Linked DNA regions of Mus musculus: all the other regions are linked to region 1. The links are chromatin loops, found by intact Hi-C in ENCODE. Cell type or tissue: heart. All regions are shown on one strand. Links, peaks and the distances in the headings refer to the core of each region. The heading gives the core; the rest is flanking DNA.

The links. Hi-C counts contacts between places; a loop is a spot of excess contacts. Peaks named below come from ENCODE experiments on the same cell type or tissue, not always from the same donor. Only the 100,000 strongest peaks of a DNase experiment are listed, where the experiment ranks them.
Region 2: it touches region 1 in a loop (4-fold over the local background); 21 of 42 quality-filtered maps call a loop at or near these places.
Region 3: a loop joins it to region 1, with 3 times the contacts of the local background. A loop is called at or near these places in 5 of 42 quality-filtered maps.
Region 4: it touches region 1 in a loop (5-fold over the local background); 28 of 42 quality-filtered maps call a loop at or near these places.
Region 5: it touches region 1 in a loop (2.4-fold over the local background); 15 of 42 quality-filtered maps call a loop at or near these places.

The regions. Positions count from the first base shown.
Region 1 is chr13:23,515,315-23,521,428 of GRCm38, reverse strand. n-TGgcc6 (a tRNA gene) reads right to left here and starts at 4,226; the gene lies at 4,156-4,226. It overlaps n-TMcat6 (a tRNA gene), which reads right to left and starts at 3,737; the gene lies at 3,666-3,737. It overlaps n-TStga1 (a tRNA gene), which reads right to left and starts at 3,283; the gene lies at 3,202-3,283. n-TQttg4 (a tRNA gene) reads right to left here and starts at 2,379; the gene lies at 2,308-2,379. It also overlaps n-TQttg5. In heart, for the core only: no CTCF peak of the experiment used is centred there; DNase peaks (open chromatin) are centred at 2,328, 3,228, 3,728, 4,188 and 1 weaker place; H3K4me3 peaks cover 3,914 bases.
Region 2 is chr13:23,447,457-23,453,570 of GRCm38, reverse strand. n-TTagt6 (a tRNA gene) reads right to left here and starts at 2,949; the gene lies at 2,876-2,949. n-TLcag10 (a tRNA gene) reads left to right here and starts at 57; the gene lies at 57-139. In heart, for the core only: no CTCF peak of the experiment used is centred there; DNase peaks (open chromatin) are centred at 2,900 and 4,150; H3K4me3 peaks cover 2,630 bases; H3K27ac peaks cover 1,217 bases.
Region 3 is chr13:23,365,574-23,371,687 of GRCm38, reverse strand. It overlaps Zfp322a (zinc finger protein 322A), which reads left to right and starts at 2,480. Exons shown (of 5, transcript NM_001111107.2): 1 at 2,480-2,553; 2 at 3,483-3,568. All of the region lies in intron 3 of 4930586N03Rik (RIKEN cDNA 4930586N03 gene), which reads right to left. In heart, for the core only: no CTCF peak of the experiment used is centred there; a DNase peak (open chromatin) is centred at 2,387; H3K4me3 peaks cover 2,910 bases; H3K27ac peaks cover 2,196 bases.
Region 4 is chr13:22,017,696-22,023,809 of GRCm38, reverse strand. n-TRacg1 (a tRNA gene) reads left to right here and starts at 2,594; the gene lies at 2,594-2,666. It overlaps n-TScga1 (a tRNA gene), which reads left to right and starts at 1,310; the gene lies at 1,310-1,391. In heart, for the core only: no CTCF peak of the experiment used is centred there; DNase peaks (open chromatin) are centred at 1,379, 2,619 and 3,139; H3K4me3 peaks cover 3,223 bases; H3K27ac peaks cover 1,890 bases.
Region 5 is chr13:23,461,744-23,467,857 of GRCm38, reverse strand. It overlaps Btn1a1 (butyrophilin, subfamily 1, member A1), which reads left to right and starts at 1,957. Exons shown (of 8, transcript NM_013483.3): 1 at 1,957-2,076; 2 at 2,635-2,756; 3 at 3,276-3,626; 4 at 6,091-6,114. The coding sequence starts at 2,678. n-TEttc5 (a tRNA gene) reads right to left here and starts at 4,323; the gene lies at 4,252-4,323. It overlaps Gm52036 (a long non-coding RNA gene), which reads right to left and starts at 3,434. Exons shown (of 2, transcript XR_003950563.1): 1 at 3,262-3,434; 2 at 2,370-3,156. n-TYgta8 (a tRNA gene) reads right to left here and starts at 782; the gene lies at 693-782. In heart, for the core only: no CTCF peak of the experiment used is centred there; DNase peaks (open chromatin) are centred at 3,407 and 4,277; H3K4me3 peaks cover 2,932 bases; H3K27ac peaks cover 2,013 bases.

The sequences.
Region 1 (6,114 bases), core at 1,065-5,064:
CTTCCAATATAAATAAATGCCTGCCTTGTGGCATAATCCTAGACTCCAAGGATCCCAGGTGGGATATGTTAAATTATTATTGGTTCTTAACAGAGCATGAACATTGAGAAACAGACTTGCTGGGATATCTGAGAGGACTTTGTTTTGTTTAGTTTATAGAGAAAAATGTGACAAAACTGGTCATTTGGTATTTTCTCTTGATATATTCCTTATTGTTGTCTATTTCTACACCAAACCAAGCAAAGATCACCAAGAACACATCTGCAGTCAGATGAACTGGAATTGTTGCTCTGCAAGTAAGAGTACATCATAAGAAGAAACTTGGGAAGACTCAGCAAGAAGGTGTAAGAAAGGGCTTTGCGGCACTTGCACGTGGGCTGCGTGATTTGGAGGAAGGAACAAGAGCGAGGTTTCATTCTAGGTGGATGCTACCAGGTGAACTGTTCAGATACCTAATCAGTAAAAGGCATAACTGATACACTAAGAAAGAACATTGGTTCATTACAAAAAGAAAAGATAGAATACAATGGTGTTTGTACATCAGAGTAGACTTGATGTAGAAGGTCACAGTGGAAAGAAAGGCCGTAACACCTGTGACCTATCATTATTAGTTATCAGGAGATATCCAGTGACTCTTTAATTGTCATACTAATCAAGATGTGAAATGTCTTGTTGTTTGATCAAGTTTCTACCTCATTCCATTGAAATCAAAGACGTCAGTGTGCTGTGGAGAAGCTGTGAGGTTACACAGCATCAAAAGACAAACCCTAGGGACAAACTCTGAGTCTCAGGCTAGATCCTAACTAACATCCAAGCCTGTCTCTGGACACCAGAGAATATGCTTCCATTTTTCTTCTGTACCCAATGCAATTGGGGGAGGGGAGTGTGTGTTTTAATAAGAATGAATAAGAAAAATAAGAAAAGTGGGTGATGTTGCCAGGGCTTCCTTTACTCAAGGAGGTAGGATTTGAGAAGAGAGAGTGTAAGTCTAAAGGTGTGTGTATCTATGCATGCTGGGTATATTCCTAGTTTGGGCAAAAATGAAAAGCCAAGACACCAAACAGAGACAGATCTGAGGCTTGAAATCCAAGTGCTAGATGTGGTATATCCTGAGTGCCTTCAGCTAGGTAAGTACTGAAAGTCCCGCTTGCACTTTCAATAGACAGCTAATCTTCTAAATAATGTCAACACGTGAGTGTAGGGGCTTGGGGGATGTCCCAAACAAGAGGAACCCTAAGATAAGCACACTGCACCACTGCACCCCAAACCTTTCCAAGACAGAGTCCATGCTAACAATTTCACTTTGAGTAACTTTGAAGAAAAGGAAGGAAAAACTGAAATTTTAAAAAGGGAAGCACTTGTAACTAGGTGAAGGTGAGCTAACGGGTGATTAAGGAGATGAGGTGTGGATGGATGCAGAGGAAGGAGAAGCAGAACATGGACAGAACACATTTTAAAGTGTAGCATAAAATCCACTATACCATATTACTCTTAAACAGTCACTGAATATCTCCTAATAACTAATGTTAGCTTATTGCTAACATTTCTTTTTGCATTCGAAAATATATTTTGAAGAGATTCCAGAGAAAAGATTGCTGCGGAAAAATATGGACACTCTAACAGCTAACTCTCTAACCACCCGTATACTTACTTAGCAGAGACCAGAATTGAGAAGGAGGATCCAGCCACTGGAAGAAATGTAAGCAAGATGATCCAGTAACTGGTAGAACGGCAAAAGGAAAGAAGGTCCCACCGAGATTTGAACTCGGATCGCTGGATTCAAAGTCCAGAGTGCTAACCATTACACCATGGGGCCGAGTACGACGCAATATTGTCCATAACAAAATACTTGAAGTATATTTACATACATTTTGATCTCAGCATGTGGATTAGATTTTAATTCTTGACAAGTTTACTTCAGAAAGAAAGTACAAAAAATATCTCACGTGTTCTGTCTTGTTAGAACCAAATTCATGTATAAAATCTACTGACGTTCAAACAATAATCAGTGATCCTTTACAAAGGAATTCGGCTCCAGCATAAACAAAACGAATCCCTAATCCTCGCGTCTGCACAAAACTTGGCCAGTTTAGAATCTGCAGTTTCCAACAAAAGTGGTTCCTGGTAAAACTTTAGAAAAGAAAGGTAAATACAGACGTAAAACATCTGATTTTACAGCTTGGAAGGGTTTAGATGAGCTGAGAAAATGTTCAGATGCCATGTAACTTCCTAAGGTTGCTATCTAACTTCTGAACTTGCTATAGATGCACAGATAAATTCTGAGGGAGGTGCGCCAAAAATGTCATGAGGTCCCACCGAGATTTGAACTCGGATCGCTGGATTCAAAGTCCAGAGTGCTAACCATTACACCATGGGGCCTATGCTAACGAATGCCCTTGGTAGATATTAGACCAAGAGTCAGAAGACTGATGTATATTTCTGCAATCTGGATTTGTAAAGTTGCTGTATTACTACAAAATATTTGAAGTATAGCTAGCTGCTCCTTGCAAAATGAGAACTTTGTGTTTGCCAAACCAGAGTTATCAACATTTGCTACACCGGAATTTAGAGAAAAAAGTGTCAACACCTAGAAATCTCTTGGTATATATGGACATGTGGCAAACACAAGAAAAAAGGAGCTAAGTATAAAATTCGAAGAATTTACTAGTACTTTAGGATACAAAATAAATTGCTTTACCTATTTAACCTATTTGTCCTTATCCGCATGTCACAATGAATCGATTGATCACATAATGCTAATTATATATTTTATTTTGTTACTTTTACTCTACGACAGCAATCTCTGTACGCGTTAGAAACTCTGGGTATTTTAAATAGCAATAGTATTTTTTTTTTAATTAAACTTAGCCAAAAAACAGTTTTAAATTTTGTCTGCTATTTTGACTCAGAAATTCGTCTTCCGAAACAATCTACAGGCAGGGCAAACGAAATTTTGTTTGAAGTATTTATTTCAAAACATCAAATACACTCTGGAGTAGACACGCATGTACAGGCGAGGTTTTGGAGTTCAGACAAGAAACAAACTTCAATGTCATACCGGCATGATCTTACATCTTGCTAGATTCAACAGAAGAAAATGGAATTGAAATAAAATGCAGTTCTTAACCAAAGAAAACGGAGTGTTTCAATGTTTACGCTGACGGTAGGGACAAGTTTCTACATGTCAAGAAAATACATTCACGTAGTCGGCAGGATTCGAACCTGCGCGGGGAAACCCCAATGGATTTCAAGTCCATCGCCTTAACCACTCGGCCACGACTACAAGAGCGCGTGCAGTGACAGGATATATTCCCATGAGAAGTAATTCCCTAAATATTTTTCAAACAATATTTCTGTAATGTAATTACAGATCTAGACTACTTACCGTCGTACTAAAAACAATGCGATTGGAGACTGGAAACAGGAATTATAGCCCAACAGCTGGCTGATATGAACATCCTCTGGACAGATGTGATCTGTCCAGACACTTCATGACGAAGTGATCGCAAATGTAGGAACCTGGATGACAGTCTCAGGACCTTTACTGAATACATAAGTAGTTATTACAAAATTTAACCTTGTGGTTCTTATACGAAAAGTTCGGTACTCTAAATGCTGATATTCCTAATTGAAACTTTTCCTTGAAACCTGTCCAAAAGACAAGTTAGCAGAGGATGGTTTCGATCCATCGACCTCTGGGTTATGGGCCCAGCACGCTTCCGCTGCGCCACTCTGCTGACGCGCAGCTTATAGTGTTTTGGAAATCTTTACTAAAGACAAAGCTGTTCAGTTCCTACCTATTCTGCATTATATAAAAAGTAACTTGAAACCTTTACAAGAATGTGAAAGCTAACGACGAATTCACCGACTTAGAATTTTTCCTGCTGAAAATCGGTCAAGCTGAAGCTGGAGCTCGGGAGCACAGCAAGAATTGTTTCGGGTTACAGGGCAAAAGGCACACTTAATGTCAGAACTTTTAATACCAATCTTGCAGAAGCTTTGAACTTGCCAAACCCCTTGTTTTGAATCCAATTTTTTTTTCGGTTTCACCTTTTGTTTGTTTGTGATTGGGTTTTTGTTTTGTTTTAACTTTTGTTTGTTTTGTTTTGTTTCATTTTGGTAGTTTCATAAAAGAATTACTTAAAAGTGAGAGAGTGCATTGGCCGGGAATCGAACCCGGGCCTCCCGCGTGGCAGGCGAGAATTCTACCACTGAACCACCAATGCTCCTTGTTACACTGGCGTTTTTCTTTCTTACATAGGTATCCTTGTATCTGGTTAGTTTGTAAGGGGAAAAAAGCCAATACCCAGAAAATGACAACGCAACCATTTTTAAAAGATGATTAGAAAATAGAGATTATCTCAAACAAAAATAGAGTTTTTATTTCACTGAAAGAAATGAAATGAAAGCCAGCAATATGGTCCCTCTCGTCTATCCTATTCGTTCTTCAGAACAGAGAAGTATGGTGTCTTCCAAGGTGTTTTTGGTAGCTATGATTGGCTGCTCTGGAGTAGGGAACAAAAGAAAGAAAAAACAAGAAACCGAAACAGCAGAAAACGTTTCAGTTTCCTGGACCAAATTTCTCTAAGTCCTAAATTTGGTATACAGATCTGAAGAGCATGAGAAATATCTTAAATCTTGATCGAGTTACCTAACTTTGTTCTTAATTACTTATTTCTAACAATTGGAATAAAGAGCTGGCTTACAAAAGAAAGTTTAAATGGTGCTCATTTTTTTAAAAAACTTAAAAATAAAAATTTTTAAAGAAAAAAAAAGTAAAAATTAAAACTTTTAGAAACAACCTAGGTGTGGTGGCTTACATCTGCTATTCCAGCACGGAAACTACAAAGGCAGACAGATCTCTGTCACTGTCATCCCAGACCCACCCCAGACTAAAAAGCCCGCCTCACAACCCCATCCCACCCCCGGTCTACATAGCAGTTCCAGACTGGCCAGAAGTACATCGTGAGAGCCTATCTGGCCTGGCAAGAGAAGGCCAGGCAAGCAAGGCAAAGAAAACCCAAAGATTATGTGGGTCGGATATTAAGGACGGTTTACCTGGATGGAGGATCTCTCATGAGGGCGAAGGATGTCGACTACTTTGGTCATCGGAAGGCATCCATAAACTGAAAATTTTCTTTTCCAAAATCATGCTTTTGAGTCTTGGGTAGAAGACTGTTACTGGACACATAGTACAAAATATTTTATAACCACCCCAAAAGGCTGCGTGCAAGCCAATAAGCAGTCATTCGGGGTCTTCTGCTGAAATGAAACTGTGGGAGATAAACTCGTGTTAATAAGGAGAGCAAAAAAGTTAAATTTATGAGAAAAACGGTAGATAGACAATCCTTTAGCTACAATGGCGTTAAAGTACTTGTAGCTTGATGTGATGGGACAACCCTGTAGTCCATCACATGGGCTGTAAAACAGCAGCAGGGTCAAGGTCATCCTCAGCTATCAAGGTTCAAACCTGGCCTAAACTACACATATAGGCCCTTGCCTCAGATTCTCCCAGGGTTAATGAGTGCTACCTGGCAGGATCTTGTTTGTTTGCTTGGGGTCGTTGTTTGGTTGGTTTTCTGTTTGTTTGTTTGTTTGTTTGTTTGTTTAAACAAAGTCTCACTGCATTGCTCCATCTGGCCTGGAACTCACAGAAATGGAGCTGCCTCTGCCTCCTGAGGACTGGATAAAAAGTGTGCCACTATGCCTGACTAGTCTCAATTTTTTTAATCTTTGAGTCAATACCCTATAGAAATACATTAGGCAGAACCTAACATTTCAAATATTAGAGTCATTAAATATGGTTAAATATCCTTGTCAGATGTGGTCACTAGAAGTCGTACTGGAGTCAACAGAAAAGAAGACAGAAATGCTGAACTCAAAAATGAGTCTAGGCCAGGCAGTGGTGACACATGCCTGTAATCCCAGCACTTGGGAGGCAGAGGTAGGCGGATTTCTGAGTTCGAGGCCAGCCTGGTCTTCATATGAGGTAAAATAAAAATGACACTGACAGAAGCAGTCTGCCTCTAAACATGAACATAAACTCCTTTGCTAGGACCTCAACTCCATTGGCAGAACCAAATCAATGACAGTAACTAGGCTGAAGGGAACGAG
Region 2 (6,114 bases), core at 1,290-5,289, 68 kb after region 1:
CGGAGAGTACAATTTTAAGGTAGAAGTAAGAGCAGGAACAGACGTTTATCCTGTAAGTCAGGATGGCCGAGCGGTCTAAGGCGCTGCGTTCAGGTCGCAGTCTCCCCTGGAGGCGTGGGTTCGAATCCCACTCCTGACAACTGCCATCTTTTAAAACCAAATTGCTTCACAGTCTACTAAAACTTTTTCTTTTTTCTTTTCATTTTTCAGTAAACATTTTTTTTCTTTCTTATTCTATCTGTACAGTGGAAGCATTGTGTACTTACAAGATCGCTTCAAAAGTAGAGATTTTAATATTTTCTTTGTTTCTGCTTGTCTGTCCACATAAAAATTTAGATAAATGTTAATTATTTAATTCGTGGCTCATTATCATCACTGATATCTGCACAGATACAAATACACAGAGAGGTTTATCATGAAGACATAGCTCACAATTATAGAGGCTGAGAACTATCATGACATTCTGTTTGTGAGCTGGAAAACAAGGAAGGCAAGTAGCATGGTTTGGTCCAGTTATGAAGAGCTGAAAATCTAGAGAGCAGATGCCAATAAAGTTGGTCAGATCATGAAGCTACTAACCCCCAACCCACCACACCATCCCCACACTCAGGCCAAGTCTGGATAAAGCCCATCACATTAGGGATGGCAATCTACTTAGTTCAGTTATGTGAGTTCTAGAAATCTGGAGAACCCATGACTGTTCAACTTGACGTTTTAAATGAACAATTACACTGTTGATGGTCAGGCACAGGCTTGTCTCTAGAGATACAAGAGAGCAGGACAGGTTCAGCCCCAACTCGAGGAGTGAACAAACTACTACAAAGCCATGACATGGGTATGGTGCTGTACACCTGTAAGCTTACCAGAGGTGAAGCGGGGAGATCAGAAGTTCGTGGTCATCCTTAGCTAGGCCAAGCATCACTCAAGCAAGCTAGCTGCTAATAAATGCTACAGCCAGACAAAGCCAAGCAAATATTGAAAAGAAACTCTAAGAAAATAATTTAATTTGGGACCTTTAGAAATAAAGACAGCTGTAGTTAGCTTTCTGTTGCTTTGATAAAATGCTAACCAAGACCAACTTGATACGGAAAGGGTTTATTTCAGTTTACAGATTACAATTCACCATCAAGGGAAATCAGGACCTGAACCTGAAGGCAGAAACTGAAGCAGAGGCCATGGATGAAGGATGCTTACTATCTCGTTCACCAAAACATCTACCCAGGGTGGCACTGCCTATAATGTGATGGGCATTCCCATAACAATCACTAATCAATCATGCCCACAATCCAGTCTGATGGAGGCAATTCTTTAGTTGAGGTTCCTAGTTTGTCTCAAACCTGCAAAAACTCACCAACGCAAAGTCTAAAATGTAAAACAAGACACACAGGCACAGGTCAGGGTGGTTTTGGTAAATCTGAGGAAAAATGACGTGTTGGTAGTTTTATTATGACAAAGAAATGCATATACATTGTTACAAAAGTTCATTGGCACTTCTATTGTTCGAACTAAAGTTCCCTCAAAAAAGTCACGTATTTGTGTTTAAGATGATCATTAGTCCTCTATGGTTTGAGCAGTTGGCATGTTAAAGGTCAAGTACCAACATGATCTTGGGCTATCTTTAGTCACCTTAATAGCCATTTATCAACCAGTTTCTGTACTGCTGGAATTAAAGGCTTGTGCCATCCCTTTAATCCCAGCATTCCTGAGGCAGAGGTAGGTGATCTCTGAGTTGAAGGCCAGCCTGGTCTTCAGAGTGAGTTCCAGGACAGCCAGGGCTACACAGAGAAACCCTGTCTCAAAAAACAAAACAAAACAAAACAAACAAACAAACAAACAAAAAACAGCAACAACAAAAAACCATTCATATCCACTTTCAAAATGGAATCTGTTATACAGAGAAACCTGAGTTCATGCTCCAAGGCCATGGCCACTTATAATCTGCTTGTACTCCTTTTGGAGCAAGAACTTTGCTTATATCAAGTGCTTGAGGGAACTCACCTTGCTGTGGTTGGTTGAAGTAATTAGGTAAAGATCAGAATTGGCAGGCCGTCCTGTTGACAGATGCTTAGAAACAAACAAAGACAAGCAAAAACCAACCATACTCTTAAAGAGAAGACAGGCTATTTGGATGGCTAAGTGGTTAAGTAGGGAAGCCTTTGGAAGAATCTTTTGTGATCTTAACACCCCATGCCTCTGATCTTTTTATTAGACCCGCCATATAAAAACAGTACCTGAGTGCTTAGTTTCTGCATTTGTTGTGGAGCAGATGAGGCAGGTTTGATAAGAGAAAGGGGCAGTGATATACCATCACTGGAAGGTAATGGAGTAAGGGTGTTTGTGAGCAGAGAGGAAAAAAATCTAGTGAGTCAGAGTCTGCCTTCTCACAGTCTTTGCTGCTTACAACACGGAGATCAGAAAGTGTAACTACCTCCTAAGCTGTTCCTCAGAGAATCAGGATGCTCTGTTCCCACAAAAGCCATAAAACCAGGCTTGGCATTCATTCTGTGGATCTTGGGAAGTGACTAGGGGGTTGGCAACTGAGTTTCTGTTTCCCTGATCTTGGTGAGAACACTCAGCTAAGAGTAAAATTGACATTTTTCTCCAGACTTCTTAATTTTCTCATATTTCAGAATTTGGGGGAAGATTCCTCACTGCTAAATTGCCTTACCAAATTATAGGAACACTAAGAAATGTATATATTTGTTCTTAATGAAATAACCTGTTTTTATTATTTACTTGCTTATTTATTTTTGTAAATTAAAATCCACTTTCTAATCTGAGTAAATACTGTGGAGTAGGGAGGGCAGTGCGTGACGACAACTTTGAAATTAATCTCGAGCAGACCGTGTCAACGAGCAGCGGAAAAACCACAAAAAGGCCCCGCTGGGATTCGAACCCAGGATCTCCTGTTTACTAGACAGGCGCTTTAACCAGCTAAGCCACGGAGCCAACACGCTTTCCAGCCTCCAAATCAACAAAGAAAAGGAATGAACATTACATTTGTTGTGTGTATTTTCAGCCTTTTTATTGAAGATGACCCAGACAGTTCCCCAAATCTTAAAAATACTCTCGGCTTCGCTCCAAAGATCTAAGAAACAGCTACAGGAAAACTGAGTCCTGGTCCGGATGGGCGGGAGAATTACTAATGCAGGCTGGATGTGCAAGAAGGAAGCTCCCTCGAAGGGCAAGACCTCTCCAGTTTACCACACTGATAAAAATACCAGCCAGGCGTTAAGGAAAAACGAGTGAGCGGAGAGCACAAAGACACTGTGTGTGTTAGCTACTATTATGTCGATCAGAACATTCCCAACCCCCCAAACGGGTCCATACAGTAAGCAAGCTTTTTTATTTTATGACTTTTAAGTTAAATTGAAATTTAAGATTGTGATTATCCTTTAACCGTTCCCACCATTTTTCCCCTGTAAATTTAGGTTTCACCTACCTCCTTCTTGGTTCTAAAATTAACGAAAAGAATTTCAGAGTTAAAGCTTAAAAAATTTAAGACTTCATAATTAACACCTCATTTTCGGAAAGACATAAAGGAGAGGACCGTGTGCAACGTCTGCGGCGGGAAAAGCTTCTTATAGTGCTTGTCCAAAGGGTCTGATTTAATAAGCGGTCCAGTAAAGAGCATTTGCAAAATTTCTGTATTGTCCCTGGTGCTGTGTATTTGTTCCTGCTTCCAACTTATTCAGTCCTCTGCTAAAATAAAACCATCCTTGAAGTACAATTCAAACAAGTTTACAAACGGTTACCATAATTGTGTAAGTAACTTCACAAATGAAACCTGCAGTTACAATTGGTTGGGTTTCGGAAGACCTATAGTCCCAGCAATGATACTAAATTCAACATTTCACTATTTCTAAACTGTGTCGACAGCTGATCCACAGATGAAGGATTTGTCAAACTAAGACAGCCAGCCAGCCAGCCGTTGGATGACAAGACAGGGGCACAGTGAGAGTCTGTGGATACTAGAGTTCTTACTTTCATTAGAAGATTTATGACCTCTGAAACCAGCATTTATGACCTACAAACTCTATGAGTTAAGCACCTATTTCTTTTATTTTAAATGTGTGTGTGTGTGTGTGTGTGTGTGTGTGTGTGCGCGCGCGCGCGCGCTCCCGTTCGCGCCCGTGCGCTTGTCTGAAAGCTGGTGCTTGAGGAGTCTGGAAGGGGAGCTGGAGCTGAAGCGTATGGGCAGTAGCTAACTGACTGCCTAACTTGGGAACTGAACTCCGGTCTTTTGAAGGAACAGAACTCAACTGTTGAGTCATCTTTCCAACTCCTGTTTTTTTTTTTAATCTTACAGTTAGCCATATTGTTAATGGTGTGTTCAAAGGCTCAGTCACACACTATAGCTTTAACTAACTTGTGGTAGATGCCAGACAACAAAACAGACATTGTATTTGGTTGGTGTTTCTCCTTTGACTGAAGTTGGTGACATTTGCATGGAATATCTAAGAAGATAACAAACCCTGATCAGTCCTTTACAGATATATGTGAGTTGGGCTCATATCTATAATGTCAGCACTTGGGAAGTGAAGGCAGGAGGATGAGAAGTTCAAAGTCAGCTTCAGCTGTAGAGACCATGAGGTCAGCCTTGCAACAGGAGACCCCGTCTCACAAAGTCAAAATCAACAAGCAAGAAACAGAAATATGAGAGTGAGTTGTTTCCATGCAGCCTCCACTATGACGAGGAAGGCAGGTTCACAGACACCTCATAATGACTTTGCTCCACACATCTGAGACTGACGACAATCTAGAGCTCTGTGTCACATACTGATCACATTAAAGAAGAGGGGAGAGGTAGAGAGCAGTTTTCCTTATGCCTTGGAGCAAAACCAAAGAACAATTCATCCAGACTCAGAGAGAGAGTTCACACAGTGATAACTTAATATGTCAGCTTGGCCAGACTGTAATGCCCAGTTATGTAATTAAACATTGATGTAGCAGGACATAGTGGGTTCACTTAGAGTCCAGGCTATTCAGTAGAATAGCTGCATAAGTTTTAATCTTGTCTATCATGTAAGGTAGCTAATAATGTAGTCTTCTACTGATTCTGTTCTCTTCTAGATTTGGTTTCTCTGCCTAATACAGTCACTAACTAACTAGAAGAAGCTGGCTTGCTCTCTCTGTCTCTCTGTCTCTCTCTGTCTCTGTCTCTGTCTCTCTCTGTCTCTCTGTCTCTCTGTCTCTCTGTCTCTCTGTCTCTCTGTCTCTCTCTCTCTCTCTCTCTCTCTCTCACACACACACACACACACACACACACACGACTCAAATAAAGTGAAACAACACCTTGCAGTCATGGCTTAGTAGATTGAGGCAGCCAAATAAGACCTTTAAACATTGAAAAACGAAGGGAGTTTTTTATAGATTAAAAACAAAAGAACAGAGTGTGTGGACAGAGCATACAGTCATTTGGGCTAAAACCATTCTGGACAGACAGAATGGACTTTTAGAGATGCCCTAGGTTTTGTTTCTATTTCTGATTGTGGGATGACTTGGAGGCACCAGATTTTGCTTCATTACTGGAAATCCAATAAAAGTGCATGCCTTTTTTTTTCTTGGCTGGCTGGAGACAGAGTCTCAGGGAGAAAGGTGCTTGGATTGTTTGCTAAGTACTGACCAGAAGATGAGCTTAACCTTGGCCTTTTTTGTTCCCACCTGCTCAGTGCAGGAATTGTAACCATGTCTCCTGTGACTTTGTGTTGGTGACATACTTCAATGTCATTGATTTCTTTTTGAAATATTTTCTTTTTCTTTTTTCTTCATATATAATATATATAATAGTATCATTCTGCGATGGAGTGGAAAATCACCAAATTACCTTCTGAGTCTGTGTACAAAATCTGATGACAAAGAGCCCTATTTTTGAGGAGGAAGTGTTAAGTAGGCTTCCATTAAAGCTTAGATGTAAAAAAACAGACACCCGTGCATGCACATTAAGGGTTGTTGAAACTATATGCACCAAAACTAGCTTTCTAATCTCATCATGTACAGTCTTAAATCAAGCAATTAAATTCTGTTCAACAGCCCTTGATTTATTTACAGTGCACGAGAATAGAGATGCCTTTTCAAAAACATAGAAAGACTGAAACACACATATGAAAACCA
Region 3 (6,114 bases), core at 815-4,814, 150 kb after region 1:
TTTACTTTGTGTACATATGTGGTGTGTGGGTGGGGTGGTACAAACATGCTACCATACAAGTGTGGAGGTCAGAAGACAGCATGGGAAGTCAGTTCTTCTGCCTCCTAAGTACTGAGCATCAAACTTGGGTTTTCAGCCTAGGCAACAGGCATCTTTATCCACAGAGGCACCTTCCTTCTGGCCTGTACTTCTCATTTCTTTCAAGATGAAGTTTGCTTCTTTGAAATAACTGTGGCTTGTTTCCATCCCACTTCATTTTCATCTTATTTATACTTATAATCTTTTACGTCACGCCTAACTGTCTATTCTTCTCTGAACTTCTTGCAGAATGCAAGCCAAGTGCCCCCATCTCTGTGCTCCCACACCATCTTTTACAACGAAACGGCTGACATCTGCAGTTCATCCTAGAATGTGAGCATGAGACTAGCCAGCTCAGGGCTGAGATGGCCTGTGTATTTGTATTGTATTGTAATGCCAGATGACGTAGAGAATAGCAACGAATGTTCAGAAACTGAGTGCACTAAGTACTCTGCTTGGGCCAATATTTTGACTAAAGTGGCTCAGCACTTATCACACCTTCGTAATGTGCTGTCCAGCACTTCCCCACAATACTCTGAGGTAGCCATAAGTATGGCGGCGGCTCCAGTAATTGATTCTGGTTCAAATCAGCTTCCCGTTATTAAATGTATAAGTCGGCAAGTTAATCTTCCGGTTTACAGTGGCTGTTAAGAGTCTATGCATGGACCTTGGTAGCTCTACCAAGCTAGGCTCAGCTACCTGTCTTCAATTTGTCAAAAAGACAAGCAAGACAAAGCAGTGAAAGCGGTTTACTCAATATGGTCACACTAGGAAGAGGAGTAAGTAAAGGGGTTCAACCACTAACACGACGTTCAGAATATTTTAAAGGTCATGAGATGTGCATAAGTAAGGAGTCCTGGTAGCTACAATCATAAGTAGCCCCACTCATCACAGTCAGGACTGTGTGAAATCCTGCCCTAACTCTCCCACTGGCCAAGGCCCTAGTCCTTTCCTTGTTCTCAGCAGAAGACTCCTATCACAATTCCAATCCTTTGAGTCCATTGTCTCAACACTCTTATAGCTGAAGGGGATGGCATAAACACATACTCTCCTGCAATAACATGTGTACATTTCTTCCTAATATAGCCATACACAGCTCATTCTATAGTGTGATTCGAATTGTGTTTGGTACATCTTACACTAAAAACAGTTAATAAAAAGTTATTTAAATATTAAAATTAGGGCTAGAGAGATGGCTCAGCATTTAAGACCACTTGCTCTTGCTGATGACCCTGGTTCATTTTCCAGCCAGCACTCACATGGTAGCTCATAAACCATGCATTATTCCAGTTCCAGGGGATCTGACATCCTCCTAGAGTGCGCGCGCACACACCACGTGCACATATATGCTGATAAAACACCCATACATAGAAAATAAGTCTAAGAAAAAAAACTTAAATATTTGAATGACACTGGTGGGATTTTTTGTCTTAAAATTTTAATTTAAAATAAGCTGCAGAAATTCTGCAAATTCTGAAAACAGGAATTAGTGAATTCAGAATACATAATTGCCATCCTCAGACCCTAACTCTAGAATTTAACAGCCAATCCAAGTTCTTCTCCAGACCAGAGAATTCTAGTACTCACTTCCCATGTGAGGGTTTTTGTTATATACATGTGTGTATGTGTATAGTATATATATATGTGTGTGTGTGTGTGTGTGTGTGTGTGTGTGTGTATTATATACTTATTATTGTGTATGCCTGTCAGAAGACAACTTTTACGGTTAGTTCTCTCTTTCCGCTTTTGACATTGGTCTCAGAGATCAAATTCAGGTCGCGAGGTTTTATTTAGCAAGAAGCACTCTTTGCTCCTCACTCTCGACAGAAGCCATCTCGCCAGCCTACATACATTTTTTTTTTCAAGTAGGGAAAATATTGACTGTTCTTTTTTGTTTTTTGTTTTTTTTTCTGAATCTGTCTTCAGCCTAGAATCGCAATCAGAAAGGACAGAAATCCTTTCAACACGGTTTCCCCGCAGCTTTCTCCAGCAATAAGGCCACGCCGCCGCTGCCTATTCAAAGCTTCTCATAGTTTGCTGGCATGAGTGACAGCACCAAAGAGCCTTTGTAATTCTCCACTTCTCCGGCTTTTCAAGGTATTTAAAACCGAGTCCGCTGCATCTATCCTTGAGACACTACTCCTAACTCTTGATTTGAACAGCCGTGGAGAAAGAAAACAGAAGTTCAGAGCCGCAGTACCGGGCGCAGGGCACGGTTTCAATTCAGTGGGTACCGGAGCTGCTGCAGTCCCAAATTCCAGGAGCTGAAAAGGTAGTTGTCGGACGCGAAAGAGCCAGGGCGCAGGCGCGCTCAGGTTCCGCCCATTTCGGGAGGTCCGGTGCTTATTGGCCCGGAATCCCGGTGCAGCCCTATGAGGGGTAGTTACGTGCCTCGGGGCGTGGCTACGCCTCCCTGTCCTTGCTGGTGAGAGCGGTTTGTCTTGGCCTTGTGGTGTGCGGGGACCGCTTCTCCAGGTTGGTATCCGGCGGTTGGCTTGCCGACCTCTCAGCATCTCGGCCCACTCTCCTTCCCTAGGAGACCGTGGGACCGAATCGGCCATCGCCGAGTGCTCGGCCCCGGAAGCTCCGGCTTGAGGGTCCAGTCACCGGAAGTGCCGCCCTGGGCGGCGGAGTAAGCGTTCAGCGGGTCCTCGAGGTCCTTGGCCGTGAGAGGGGTCCGGGCCAGGCGCGGCGCCCTTCTTGTCGCTGTCAACGAAAAGTTGGGAGGAGAAACCTGTGAGACTGTCCTGGAGGTAGTAATGGAGCCAGGCTCGAATGCAGTCTGGAGCCTTCCTGAATGTCTAGACAACCATGGGCACTGGGGGGACCCTCCCCCAGCCTTAAGGGCGGAGATTAGTTGAGTTCCCCGGAATCTGCAGAATCTGTTTGCTCAAAGCATTCCATAGTCATTTATTTTTAGCAGCCTTGGTCCTGTGTAACATTGCATTCATGAATCGTATTCCTACAGGTTTTAGTGCACGAGGAATGAATCCTTGATCTCAGAAGTTGAAATAATAATGCGCCTATCAGTCACCTGAGCGTTTGAGGTAGAGGTAGGAGGATAGGGAATTAAAAGCCAGTTTAAGCTGCCTAGCGATTTTGAAGCTAGCCTAAGCTACGTGAGACTCTCCCCGTCTTAACAGCAAGAAAAACAAGGCCCAGGGCTTTGTTCTGAACTTAAAAATCTCTCAGCTAGAAGAATTCTTGTTATTTTGTGTAGAGCAGGTCAGAAAGAAACGGCTTCTTGAAGGAGGAACGGAAACATTAGAATGAGCAAAATTTTGCTGAAGGATGATGTCAGGATTGGAGAGTGCATGGGACATTATTTAAATGGCCTACTGTTAAAAGGAAAAATGTAAGCTTTGCAGTCATGCTCATTCAACATTGCTGCTTTTTTCCTCTAGGAGAGGGAAGAATTAAATATTATGAGTACTTCTGGATTAGAGACCTTGTGGATCTGAAAAAAATAAATCGTTGGGTTCTTGTTAAGGTAAGTGGCATACATCTGTTTCTATATAAATGTGAATTTTGGAGTAGGGATGGGACAAGAAAGAAGGTAAAACATACTTGGGAAAAGGAAAAGGGTCTTTCTGGTGACTAACATAGTGGCCCTTTGATAACCTTTCAGTACACCTATTTTTCTAACAGGCATACACAGCAGATTTGCAACAATTGTCCTTCTTTTGATTTACCATACAAAGAAGGCAGTGTGCCCAATGCTCAGACAGGCTCTAGGATGGATATTTAAACCTGGCTCTGTTACTTAACTGCCTGTGAGTTCTTGTGTAATTAGGTAACTGTCATAGCAACAGGTTTTCTATCAGTAAGATGGTGGTAATATTTGATTTTACAGTGTTCTTGGGAGGATTAAATGTCCATAATCCATGTAATCAATGAAAATTGAGGCAACCCCTGGTCTGAGGCTGTACAGCAAGTATGGTTTTTAAGACAATACGTTAAATACTTACTGTTTGATCATCCCATATATCCTTTAACCGAAAAGAATCTTGAGCTCTGAAGTTTTGTTGCTTAGCCTGTCTATTTGAACTTTTGTCTGCTCTTCGCTTATGAAATGGAGTCTGGTGTTGCTCGTGAAAAAAACAAAACAAAACAAAAACCAGAAGTCCTCCCTTCCTAGGAGGGGTAAAGGAAGCATGTTAGAGACAGTAGCCTGGAGTAAGGATTTGGAGGATGGGTTTGTGTTTGCCAGATGCACATTGGAGACCCAAGGATAATGATACTCCTTTTTCAGTCTGAGACTTGGCTACTTGTTGTTTTTTTAATTGTTTAACAGATGCATTCTAAATGTTACAGATATTGCAGTAACCAAAAGACAAAACCCTAACCATAGTAGATGTTATGCTCTAGTAGGAGAGACAGACAAGGGAACGTACATAAAGTACATCTCTTAATGTTGGATAGTGATGCTGTAAGGTGGTGTGAAGGGCCATGAAGGTGTGTTGCTTTTTTAGGTAGTAAGTTTCAGGCTACTTAAATCGGATAATGGAGAAAGCTACATTGAGGAACAGTGGTTCCTCTACCTAAAGTAGAGGATTTTCTACCTAAAGTAGAAAAACAACATATTTTGAGGTGCCTGAGAGGATGAAAATGGCAAACATTCCATAGTATGGAGGGCAGTAAAACTTTGGATTTTATTGTAAATGTGTGGGAAGTATCATATTCTGTTTTGAAGACTGACAGCCAGATCATATTTTATTTGCATACGAAAATTGTTTCCTGGTTTAAAATTGGTTTTCTGTTTGTTTTTCTTGTGCATCATAATTTCTTGGCTACTGAGAGCAGTTGTGATGTCTTGGGCTGGTAGTTTAATAAGATAATCTGATTCATTTCCCAAACTATGAGCAAACTCAGTTAAATAGCTGAGGCAGGAGGATTGGAAGTTACAAAACTAGCTTGGGTAACCTAGGGAAGACCTTTCTCAAAGTGTAAAAAGGATAGGGCATATAGCTCAGTGGTGGAGTATGATGTGTGTGCAGCCTTTGGGTTCAATCCCTATCACCATGAGACAGTTAAAGAACAACATACTGTATTTTTGTTTGAACATTTCTATATTTTAGCTCAACAAAGATATTGTAGGCTGTTTTGCAAATCATGATATCTACCATGTCTCCTGATTGCATTCAGTGATGAATGGTATCTAGAACCTAGAATCTTAGTATTTAATATGTGCATTATTGCTGTGCTTGGGAGCTGACATTACTAGGATGGAAAACCCTTTTCATGTGTACATTGTACAGCTTCTCTAGACAGTACAAACTGTGACCTCATTCTCATACTGCCCTTTAATTCCAGCTAACCACAGTACAGAGTTCATTCTAATCTTGTTCTTTTCTATTTGTAATTTCCTTCTGTAACTGAGGGGAATCTATGTTCCCTTATCCAACTCTGGTATACATACTAACTAGTATGTACTATGAGGAAAAGCCCCATAAATAAGGTTCAGTAATTGTGTATATACAGTTTGGGAGGCTGTGTACCTCTAATTGAAGTACTTGGGGTGGGAGTCTTAGGCAAGCAGATCAGAAAACAAGACCCACCTGAGCTATATAATGAGCCAATTTCTTAAAAAAAGGTAAAAGAAAATTAAAAATAATTATTGTCTTTAGCTTGAGTTTATATAGTCTCATACTATGTAAGAGTTATTTTTTTTTTTTTCTACTTTTGGGTGTTCATGTTATTTGTTTGAAATGAACTGTCTTTTGGTTTGTTTTAAAATGGGGTCTCAGTTTGTAGGCCAAGCAGGCTTGGAATTTTATAGCCAAGGCTAGCCTCAAATATTTACCAGTTCTTCTCATGCTCCAAGTACTAGGAGTATAGATGTGAGTCATCACACTCGGGTGTCATTTGCTTTCATGTGTCATTTTGCAGCTCCTTGGCACTGCTAGTGATAAGGGCCTAGGGCCCTACATATGCTGCACTACAGAGACCTATCCCAGGCCACCCATTTATTTCTGTTAAGTATATATGTATGTAGAAATGTGTTCTTAGAGAAATATGGCACTTCATCCTTTGGTT
Region 4 (6,114 bases), core at 863-4,862, 1.5 Mb after region 1:
AACACAGGGCTTAATAAAGGAGAAACTCTTTAATGATGATAGCATGCAACAGATCTTAATTAATGCTCAAAGGGGCACTGGCCTCAAGTAGAAATTTGTCACAGTTTACACAGGGTGTATTTTACCATTTTAATTTCACAAAATCTTCAAAGCCATTGAAGGAACCATCTTGGCTCAACTGTTCCTTAATTATGTATTCTTGAGATTTCTTTTTTCCAGACAGTTTCTCTGCATATACCACTGGCTGTCCTAGAACTCTCTATGTAGACCAGGTTGTCCTCAGACTCAGAGATCTGCTTACCATGTTCTCCCAAGTGCCAGGATTAAAGATGTGTGCCATTATGCCCAGCTCTTGGAGTGATTTTTATAAATATATATGTCTGATCTCCCATGTATTTACTCCTATGGTAGTACTCAAAACACTTTGATCTCACTTTGATTTTATATTAAAGGCAGATGTGCACAAACACATCTCATATTCTCATTTTCTCTTTTCTTTTTTGAGCCAGGGTCTCATGAAGCCCATGTTGGCCTCTAACTTACTATGTAATGGAGGATTTCCTAAAATTTATGCTCTTCCTGCCTCCACCTCCCCAGTGCTAGAATTACAGGTGTATAACTACAGCCAACTCTTAAATGTGCATATTTAGATGTATGTGTGTGTTTCCAAAATTGTACCAGCTTATATTATTCTAAATTGTTTAACACTAATGAGAGAATTATTTTTTAAAAACTCGTATTTGCTGATGTGTTTTTCCAATCCTGCATATTCAGAAGAGAATGAGCTTGACTCACATGTACAAACATATCCTGCACATTTGTAGAAATACTGCCTCAAAAGGTGCATAAATTTTGAGTATGGATAGAACTTGCCAAATTCACTGAGAGCAGTGCTTCTCGAGTTGTGTGGAGAAAACAATCTTAAGATTGTAAATGAACATACAACTAACTCAGATTCTAGCCCCCGCCACATCTATGAATAAAAACTCGGTAATCTATAAAAACCGGAAGTGGGAAAGAAAGACTAAAACCAGAGATTCTGGTATGCTGGAATATTGTTCTCCCTTTAAAAAGCCTACAGGGATAGAGTGAACTTGAGTAAGACTTGGGGAAGAGATCTGGTTAGGGTTTGATGAAGTGATTGCCTTTTGTGTATTGCTGAAAGGAAACTTCCTAATAGATGGGAGTCTCTGGCGTTGATGGTATTATAGTGTCTAGTGCCTTCAGAGTATGTATTTTGCCTTCAAAGAATCTTTTTTAATTATTTGTTTAATATATAAATGACATAATACAAGCCAAGCTCTGGTTAGCTGTGATGGCCGAGTGGTTAAGGCGTTGGACTCGAAATCCAATGGGTTCTTCCCGCGCAGGTTCAAATCCTGCTCACAGCGTAAGAAAGCTTCAGACACAGCTTTCTGTGGAAGTGTGGTCAAACTTAAGAAAAATTAGGTGTGTTTTATTCCTGTGCTCACTTCTTTTTTTTTTTTTTTAAACTTTCTGTGATTACATCAGAAATGCCACCGGTCGTCTTTAATCCCAGCACTTGAAAGGCAGAAGCAGGAGGACTGCCTAGTCTACGAAGCGAGTTTCCAGACAGCCGGGCCAACACAGAGAAACTCTCGAAAAACAAAATAAAACAAAAACGAAAGGAAAGAAAAAGAGGAGAGAAGAAGGCGGGGAGGGAAAGGGAGAGGAGGGGTTGGGTAAGGAAGGGGAGAAGAGGGGAGGGAAAGCGAGCAGAGGAAGGGCAAATGGTTACTTTAAATAGTTACAGTTCCGTAGTATTTAAAAGAAGAAACAAAAAATCCAAAACCAAAGGGGGGGAAAAAGCTGTTGGGAACAAAAACGGAGTAGAATTCCAGAGTTCATCTGATATGCCAGGCAGGTGGAAATGAGTTAAAGGGAGGATACACTGAGCAGTTTGGACGCTACACAGTAGCACTGCGCGGCATTCAGCATACAGGCTGACCCCGAGGTGCACCAGAAAACCTTTGTCTCTTCTTACTTTTTTAAGTGTTTTCGCTCACATTGTACACTTAAGTAGTATTCAGTCGAACTTCTTTTATATTTTAAAGACAGCTCTCTAGGTAAATCCGGAATGCTGGGATCTAAAGGCTTGCCACCACTTCTGACTCAGCTTAATTTTCAACTGCACTCTGGGCTTTCAAATTGCTGCACGAATTGAGATCGTAAAACGTAAAATACTTAACTTTGTGATGCACACCTGTAATTCCAGAACTCCAGGAGGCTGAGGCAGAAGAACTGCCAGTCAGGGCTACAGAACGATACTATTTGTAAACATAAAAATTTAAAGAAAGAGGTGGGGAAAGAAGGAAGAAGAGGAAAGAGTGGATTTTTGTTTTACTCTATTATTCTGTCAACGGGCTGGCAGTAGGGGTTGTTTCATGTCAGAGGAACCAACTGCGTGTGTTAGTAATGGAAATTGCAAGGTGAAAAGACGAGTTTCTGTAACACAAGTGGTTTAAATTGTTCAAATCAAACATTTGTTGAATTTACTTAGCTTGAAACTAGGGCTATAATTAATTTAAGGTTACAGCTAATAATAACTAGAGTAGAACTTCATCCCTGTGGCGGGCCAGTGGCGCAATGGATAACGCGTCTGACTACGGATCAGAAGATTCTAGGTTCGACTCCTGGCTGGCTCGACCATGTCTCTTTTTAATACAAAGGAGAAACTTTCTTGTATTCAGATCCGTAAGAAAAACATATTAAGTCTTGAAAATCTGACTCTTACTATATCTTTGTCTTGTATGTCAGTGAACAGCATACAAACAGAAAAGGACTATCTATAGACATCACCCAATAGGGTATGTGGAAAACACTGTGTTGAGGAAAAGAAGTCAGTACTGCATGTTGTAATTAAAATGAATTGTCCAGACCACCAAACCTAGAGTTAGGATGTATCACCGGTTGCCAGGTGATGGAGAAAGATAATTTTGAAGTCAGGAAACAACGACGGCGTTGTAACACATGTACACGAAAAACCAGTAAATTGAACAGTTTAAAAGGCTGAACTTTTTTGAAAATCAGAGTATCAGAGGAAAAAACTAAAAATTGATCAATATTTTATTGGCTCATCCGCAACCACCCGTCCCCGCCCGGAGCCGGGCTCCACAGTTGGCTATACTTCTGTCTCTGAGCACTTCCGGGAGTGGTGAGAGTAGGGACAGAGACTGACTCGAGAAAGCGGGCTGAGAAACTTACATATTTGAAACCGATACTAAACAAAAATCCAGATAAAATTTAGAGTTAGAGAGTAGAGGAAGGCCGGGAAGTGCAGCTTTGGGACAGTGTTTGAGCAGGTGGACCTACATTCTTAAGTTTTCCAGGACGCGAGGTTTGAGACATGGAGAAGGGAAGGGGTCGTCAAGGCGAAACCCGGAAGGAACACAGATTAAATTAAATTAAAAGTAAATTGAGATCCTCACCCTATTCTCTATATCTTACTCAGATCGGATAGTTTGAGTTTCAAGCCGTGCTGGAATTAAAAGAATGACGTTACACCGCGCCCAGACTGCGTCTACTCCAAGCTCAATTGAGATAGACGGCGTGAAAAGAGAGCACCTTGGATTTCCTCGTCTTTCTCGTGGAGAACCATCACTAACCCACAGATTCCACCACGAGAGTAGTTTATGCGTAGCGTCGTTAAACGTAGCTATTCCGTCCTCCTCAAGGCACTTGGGCTATTTCGGGGTGTCTCGCTCATCACCTCCCCCTCCATGTCCGTTTTCTTCGGGCTAAGGTGCCTGCAAATCCAACAAAATGACCTGGCCGACTGACCTTGAAACTGCGATAATTTTCGTTATCCACTGCACGTACACACAGCGCTGTGTTGAAACCTGGAGTGCCCCCTAACTTAAGGAGTGCAGATTATTGAGTGATGCATAATTAATTTCTTGAACCATATATGAGCTGAGGTATCCTCGTACCTAATATACTCTGAAATCCAAAGAAAGGCATCCGGGCAGAAATGGAACCTGAGCTCATGAACATGTGATTTCGCCCACACTTGGAAAATAAAGATGAGCTCCCCCGGAAAGAGGACAGGACAGCTAGCTTCCCAGGGAGATACAACTCTGTATTTTACAATTATAATGACGTGCTGACTCTAAGTGAAGGGCTCTCTAACAGGCCCAAGCATGGCAAACGGTGGTGCTAGTAGGTTTTGCCTTTTCCCTCTCCCTCCCTCTCCCTTGCTAAACCATTAGATTACATTCCTAAAGCTAGCCCCCAACGTCTATTCCTTTATTTGGCTACTGATCTATTCCTGAGACTAAATACCAAGGTCCAGCAATCAAAATTCATTATTTGGCTTAACACTGGCTAACATGTCCAATCAGGACATCATCCTAGCACACGCTCCCCTTTTTCTACTTAAAACCACTCTGGCAGAAATACCTGCTAGTATCTTAACCTGTTTCAGGGGCAGCTGCTTCCCACCCCATTGTAATAAAGTTCCTTTGTGTTGAGAATTTGATGTCTGGGTGTGTTCTGTGCCAATTCCAAGCTTTCCTCCCACCTCGAACATGAGCGCAAGCACATGCACACACACACACAGTGTGGAGCAGAGAGAAATTATAAAGTTCATAGTATCACCTACTCATGGAAATTTTCACATTCTTGCTGAAAACAGAAAAAAAAGAAGAAAAACCTTTCTAACATAGATTAACTGACTCTCAAATAACTTGATGAATTGGGCCCTCTAGAAGAGGTGTTTACAAAGCATGTATCTGATGACCGAGATGCACTGGAGGATATATAAAGAACTCTCAAAGGTCAGTGACAGGAATGCCATCCATGCAGGGCACCATGATGCCAGGCTGTAATTCCAGCATTCGAGAATCAGGGGACGAAGATCTGGAGTTCACCATCATCCCAGGACTTGCCTGAAAAAGTAAAAATAAAAATGAGCAAATATTTTAGCACACACAAAAGTATGCATACAAGAGCTAAATAAACAGAAGAGAAGATGCTTAGCTCTTTAGAAATACAAACTAAAGTCACTGAAATGCCTGGATGTTTAGCTTAAAATAGCAACAGGCAGTAAAGATGTGGACGATTGAACATAAACACTCACTTGCTGCTGGTATGTGGCTTTCAGAAACAACTAAGCCTGCAATGCAAAGGTGATAACAGGACATTCAGAACACACCCCACTGTGGAGAAGGACAGGCGCATATCCTTAAAACCACAGTAGCCAAAGAGTGACAAACTACAGCCACCAGGCCCAAAGACAGTATCATTACACACAGAGATGCTCCAATTACACTTCTTCACCTCTCAAACAGTAATCAGACCAAGAATATTTGGTCCTCCCCTCTTGTGCTCCCTTTTTTTAGAATAATCTTTGATCATTGGACTGTCTCCTACTCATTTAAGTAAGTTGAAAATCCCATTATTTGTTGACTGATGTTTTCCTAAACTTTCTGGCTAAACCCTCCTGTGAAGAATGATCTGACAGCCTGCTCTGAGGCTGTCCTACTTCTGGCCTACCTGCAGGATCCCGGAGAAGCTTAATCCCAGTGGAGAGCTGAGTTTCTTTCCTCCTTGATTCCAGAAGAGGAAGGACAGGCCGGGTTTCACTTCCTTTCACTTCTCTCAACACTGAAGATGGTTCCCACAGCGTCTTCTCCTGGAGTAAACTGTCAGCAGAATCCAAGTTTCTCTAGATGTAAAGTAGACTTAGCCTCCCCATCCTAATAGCCTAAAAGTTCCAAAAGTGCCTGCTTGTTCAAGAGGTAAAATGAAACATTCAAAAATTCTAAGTTTGCATAATAAGGAATGCTTGTCCCTTAGGAGAGAAGAGGATTGCATGTTTTAGCAAGAGGAGTAAAGCTTGAACGCACAAACGTGTATCTTTTTGAGTTTTAAGTCCTCTAAGCCAGGCAGCAGTAGAAATACTGTATTCTGTGACACTGTTCTAGATTATAAATGTAAGCTGAGTGGTTATGAAGTTGCATCTATGAAATCTGGAGTTAGGTTTAAGAGCATATGCAAAGGAAACAAAGCCTTATGGTGCTGCTTAAAAAGTAAGAAAGAAAAGCCTCATATTGGATTAAAACAATCAGACCTCTGTATATTAATGAAATCCCA
Region 5 (6,114 bases), core at 1,430-5,429, 54 kb after region 1:
AAAAAGTCCACACAGAAAGAAGACCAGACCTCAAAATAGACAGCGACTGGTCTGGAGGACTCCAGTCTAGATTTTACCGAGTGGTCAGCTAATCCAAGAGAAATGCCCAGCCTTGTTACACCACAAAGGTGATAATGATGATACTAAATTTCACTAATTTTCATATAAGCATGTAAGATAATACCTCTTGTTGCTTGCAGGCCTGAAGGACACTCTTTAGGATGCTATGATCTTTTTAATATTGTAGGGAAGGTCACTGATAACATATATATTTATGCCCTTTGAGTCAATGGCTTTATTCATGGAACTGGATCAAACAGCATATCGGGTAGTTATCATAGTTAGAAACAAAGAGCTACAAATAAAAATGCATATCTTTTTTCTATTTTCTTCTTCTTCCTCCCTCCTCCTCTTCCTCCTTTTCTTTCTTGTTTCTTCCTTTTTTTTTTTTTTTCCCAGGCAGGCTCTCACTGCATTGCTCTAGTTGTCCAGGAACTTGATCTGTAGATCAGGCTGGCCTCAAACTCTTCCTACCTCTGCCTCCCGAATGCTAGGAATAGAAGCATGTGTTAGCATGTCTGTTTTACTGTGCGTTTAAAAAAAAAAAGTTTATCTTGCCCTTACTGTTTGCTACAGGCTAGTAAAACAAACAGACATGGTAGATCGATCTATCTGAGTTACAAAAACAGACCTCCTTCGAGCCGGATTCGAACCAGCGACCTAAGGATTTCCAGGTCGAATACTCCTACAGTCCTCCGCTCTACCAACTGAGCTATCGAAGGATACCATGTATAGTGCCTAGCAAAGTCACAAGTAGCTTAGAGGAGCCACTATGCCTGATTTTAAGCAGTGCTGGGATCTAACTCAGGGCTTCATGAATGCTAGATGGACCTTCTACCAAATGCCAAGTGCATTCTTTTTTTTTTTTTTTTTAATTAGGTAATTTCCTCATTTACATTTCCAATGCTATCCCAAAAGTCCTCCATACCCTCCCCCCGAAGTGCAGTCTTTATACTAGAAAAAGAACTAGAAATCTCATAATCTTCGCAAATATATGCGTATTAGCTATGCTATGAACTATGCAGGAAAACTTACTATGAACTTATCACTATGAACTGATATATATTGTTCTTAAATTTTATTTTATATTTATGTACAGCATAGAAACAATCATTGATAAAACTGTTTTTTTTCTTTATCTTTGCATTTTTTCAGTAATAAATGAAAATTCAAAACCAAATAAGAAATTGCTGATCTCATGACTGATGGCAGGGTGAAGCGCCAGGTCCTTGTGCAGTTATACCTTGAAGGTGGACATCCAGTGGACTCCTGCCACCCACACCCACATTCCTGAAGGTGTCTCATGGAAAAGATCAGGGAGGGAGAGCTGCAGCCATTGTGGACTCACTCTTTAGCTATTCACAGATGTAATGACAAAGTAATTTACTTTCTGGGCTCCTATTCTCTTGCCTGTTTTGTTTCCAATACTGTTTGTGTCTAATACTTTTCCAACTTGGCATAATTCAAACAAGGTATTAGTAACATTAGTCTTTTTCTTAAAAGTAACAAACACCCCACTCTCTTTTGTTTTGTTCTCCATATGTAGCTCTTGCAAGTCTGGATCTTGCTATGAAGCCCAGACTGGCCTTAAACTTACAATGACCCCCGCCTGCGCCCCCCCCTCCCCCCCCATGAACTTGGGTTAAAAGAACTGAAGCCACAGAGTTAAATTCACAGGCTGATGGCCTCATGACTCATTTCAGTTGCTCAAGTCTTCTTTCTTTTTGTCCCCATTCCCTATATTCGGTACAGCTCTTTAATGCATATATCGTTCTCTTAGGGGAGGAGGATGAACCCAAACTACCTGACCACTAATCTGTAGTCCACATGTTTAAAAGGCTGCTCCTCCCCCCACCCCGAATAAATACACTTGGCCACCTGTGGGCAGGCTTCTCTAACAGCACACAGCCTTCTTCCTTCTGAAGAGCTCTCTCTTTGGCCCCGGGGTGACAAGCAGCCCTTTTCACTTGATCACTGTGGCTCTGGCTCCCTTTTCCTCTGGGTCTGTCGAAATCGGTAGGTGCTTCACTCTCAGCTCAGCTCTCTTTGTCTCTTCTCTGTACTAGGCTTTCTGTTCCTCAAGCTCTTCAGCTCTGCCTCTCCCCTCTCTCTCAGACTTTGTCAAGACTGTATGTACCTCACGGTGTAACTCCCAGAGATCACCCTCCTGAGAGCTGCTGGGCTTACAGTTGAGAAACACACCTTGTCTTTCTCTCCTCCTTCGTTTCATTTCATGTTCTCCATTTCTACCTCCGTGGCTTTATCTTCATTATCACTTCTAAACACGAATAACAAAGTATCCCACTCGATTCGATTTTACTTTATTGTTTTATTGTTATTGTAAATGAGGAGATTTCTTCATTATCTACAACTGTGCCTCGCGGCTCCATTCTGGAGGCAGTCGAGGGCTGGAGGACCAGACGTACAGAGGAAGGGTATGGGGCAGGCGCTGTTGTAAAATGGACTGAAAATGACCCTGTAGGGGAAATACAGAGCCCTCCAGGTTGGAAGAAACTGGTGGAGAACAGGGCGCTTGCGGAACCCATAGTTACCTCCTGACTGTTTCTCTCCCAGCCTGAAGCTCTTGGCGGGCTTCATTGCCCCAGTTAGCTCAGAGATGGCAGTTCCCACCAACTCCTGCCTCCTGGTCTGTCTGCTCACCCTCACTGTCCTACAGCTGCCCACGCTGGATTCGGGTAAGTTTCTGTTCTAGCCTTCTCTTTCTCGCAAAGTTGGAAGGTCCCTATAAATAAATACCTCTGACCCGGTTTGGCTCCTGGTGGGGGGACCTTCACCACAATCCAGTGAGTTCAAAGGAAACCCACTGCGGGAGGTAATACACACCTGCAATTGCAGCACCAGGTGGGCCCAGGCAGATTTTTCTGAGGTCAAAACCTGCCTGGTCTACATAGAGATAGCCAGAGCATCCAGGGTTACGTAGGGAGCGCCTAGTTGTTTTTCCTTTAAATCAAAGGAATTGGAACGCTAAGTGTGGTGGTGGTGCACCCCTGTAATGATCGCACTTGAGAATTGAGGGCAAGGAGCTCAAGGCTACATAGTGAGCTGGAGGCCACCTTGGGATTTATGAGATCCAGTCTGAAAAATAAACAGAAGAAAAGAAATAGCAGCCACCCCGAGTTCCTTTCTTTACAAGGAGACTGGCCGGTAGGTCCTCCATCCCAACCCATCGTCCTATCTGACCTTGTTTATTACAGCAGCTCCCTTCGATGTGACCGCACCTCAGGAGCCAGTGTTGGCCCTAGTGGGCTCAGATGCCGAGCTGACCTGTGGCTTTTCCCCAAACGCGAGCTCAGAATACATGGAGCTGCTGTGGTTTCGACAGACGAGGTCGACAGCGGTACTTCTATACCGGGATGGCCAGGAGCAGGAGGGCCAGCAGATGACGGAGTACCGCGGGAGGGCGACGCTGGCGACAGCCGGGCTTCTAGACGGCCGCGCTACTCTGCTGATCCGAGATGTCAGGGTCTCAGACCAGGGGGAGTACCGGTGCCTTTTCAAAGACAACGACGACTTCGAGGAGGCCGCCGTATACCTCAAAGTGGCTGGTGGGTACAGACGGGATGTGTCGCCTCGTCACTCCGCGCGGAGACTCTCACTTTGGGGAGAATCATCGTGTTCATTCTCCAAATCCAAACGTATTTTCACGTTTACGTAAGGTTGTGGTGAGCATCTTAGATGCTCTGAACAGCTTCGTGGTTTAATGCCTAAGGATTGACACCCTAACAGAGTGTGGTCCGTTGCTAAAGTTCTTTATCCACCTCCAAAATGGTTTTACTCATATTACTCATGTTGTCTTCTTCTCCCTGTCTGAGATCATAAGGAAAGAATACATTGAGCTCTAATTTCCCTCCCTGTTAGTGATCCAAATCAAGCAAATCTCCCACTCAGTTTTTCCTACTGTGAAACCAGAAAGCTAAATCCAGCAAGAATTTGCAACAAGGAACTAGATAAGTGAAAAATGCTTTGTTAATGATAAAACATCATGTGCTTATAAAGAAATTCCTACACCTTAGACTACTGTGTATAATACACATATTGCCTTTCTCATTTATTTAGGTATTTTCCTTGCTCCGTTAAGAAAGGAGCTGACATAGTGTCTCAAACTCTACAGCTTTAAGAACACTTTGAAGTCCTTTATCAAGTACTAGGATCATTCGTAAAACAATGAGTTTCCCACACCGGGAGTCGAACCCGGGCCGCCTGGGTGAAAACCAGGAATCCTAACCGCTAGACCATGTGGGAACTGCTATGCATACTTATCTTGCCTCCTCCTCCCATGTAAGGATTCCGGACGATGACACACCTGCTCTTTAGATGTTGGGAAAGGAATCTATCAACTTAACTGTATCCCTAGCTCAAAAATACATTGCCATGTTTTGCCATATTTAATGTACCAAATATAACGCTCATATCATTTTTAGGGAAAGGCATCCTAAAATTATATAATATATAAATTATATAATATATACATATACATGAAAATATGTGTATATACATATATGTACATAAATATATGTTTATATTCACATATACTTGTGGGTTTGTGTATGATATTTCAACTGGGAAGTAACACCCTGTAATTCCAGCAACTGGGAGATACAAGCAGGAAGATTAGAAGTTCAAAATTGACCTTGGCTACTTAGAACCTCGATGTTGTTATTATCTTTTATAAGTGATGGCCATCTTCATAAAATGAGTTTAAATTTTTCATACACACTCTTTTGAATATGAAGAGCTGTTGAGGTGTTGTTTAAGGATACTTTTCTAGAGCTCAGAATTTTTCTGTATCCTGTAGAACTGTGAAAGGGGAGAGGGGAGAAGGAAAAAGAGTTAGGAAAAGAGGAAAGAGGGAAATAGAGGGAAGGAAAGATTAGACTAAATAAAAATGAAAAGTAGCTTTATGTTACCTTTGTTGCTGCTAATTTTCTGTTGCTATTTGTTTGTTTGATTTTTTTTTTTTTTTTTTTTTTTTTTTTTTTTTGCATCAGGGTGTTACTATGTAGCTTTGGCTGGCCCCAAACTTGCTATGCAGACCAGGCTGGCCTAGAATTCATAGAAAGCCACCTGCTTCACCCTCTCCAGCACTCAGATTAAAGGCCTAGACTATCACTTTCTCTGTTGTTATAGAGAAATGGTCTTGAACTCGTTATATAGCAGAGTCTGTTCTAGAACTCCTGATTCTTCTCCCTCCACCTCCTGAATGCCATGATTACAGTTGTGTGTCCCCTGTGTTGGTTTTTGTTGGGGCATAATTCAGTGAGGAAAGATGAGGTTGAAAACATTTAAGAAAATTCTTGAGTCTGCATCCTAGGTAAAGAAAAGTTAAATTATCAACTGCAAACCTCAAGGGGAAAAACAAAACAAAATTCCAAACTCTGTTCTCACGTATATAGTCTTTTGGGGAGTAGCGGTGTGACTCAGTTGGAAGTGTCTTTGCTTAGCATGCACAAAGCCCTGGGTGGGATCTCTAGCACTGTCTAAAAATGGTTTGTGGTGGCACGTGTCTCTAAGACCAGCATTTGGGAGGTAGAAGCAAGAGGATCAGAAGTTCAAGGTCATCTTCGGCTGTTTGAGGTCAGCCTGTGCTACATGATAATCTGTCTAAGAAGGAGAATACTTTCCCACCCATCCTAAAATATTCTAACCATAGTCATCTCATCCTCCAAATCATGTTATGCACTTCTAACCACAGAGGTCTTTCTTGACTCTAGATCTCCTAAGGCACCTTGCAGCCATTGTTCTTGCTGTTCTTGATAGTTGGACAAACACCTCCATGTCTACTCATCAGACTTTTCCATATGTTGAAGGATGTGATCTCAATAAGGCTACATCTCTAATAAGATATAAAACATTGTTTTTATTGATCCTTCAGTCTTCATACAGAAGGATTAGAGGAATCCTACCTAGCCCCAGTCTACTTTTGCCTCCTCTCTGTCTTTCTCAAGCGAAGATTACCATGTTTCCAGGAAAGCATCCACCAAAAGATTAAGGTCAGTTTCTCTCTAATAGCTGTGGGTTCAGATCCTCAAATCA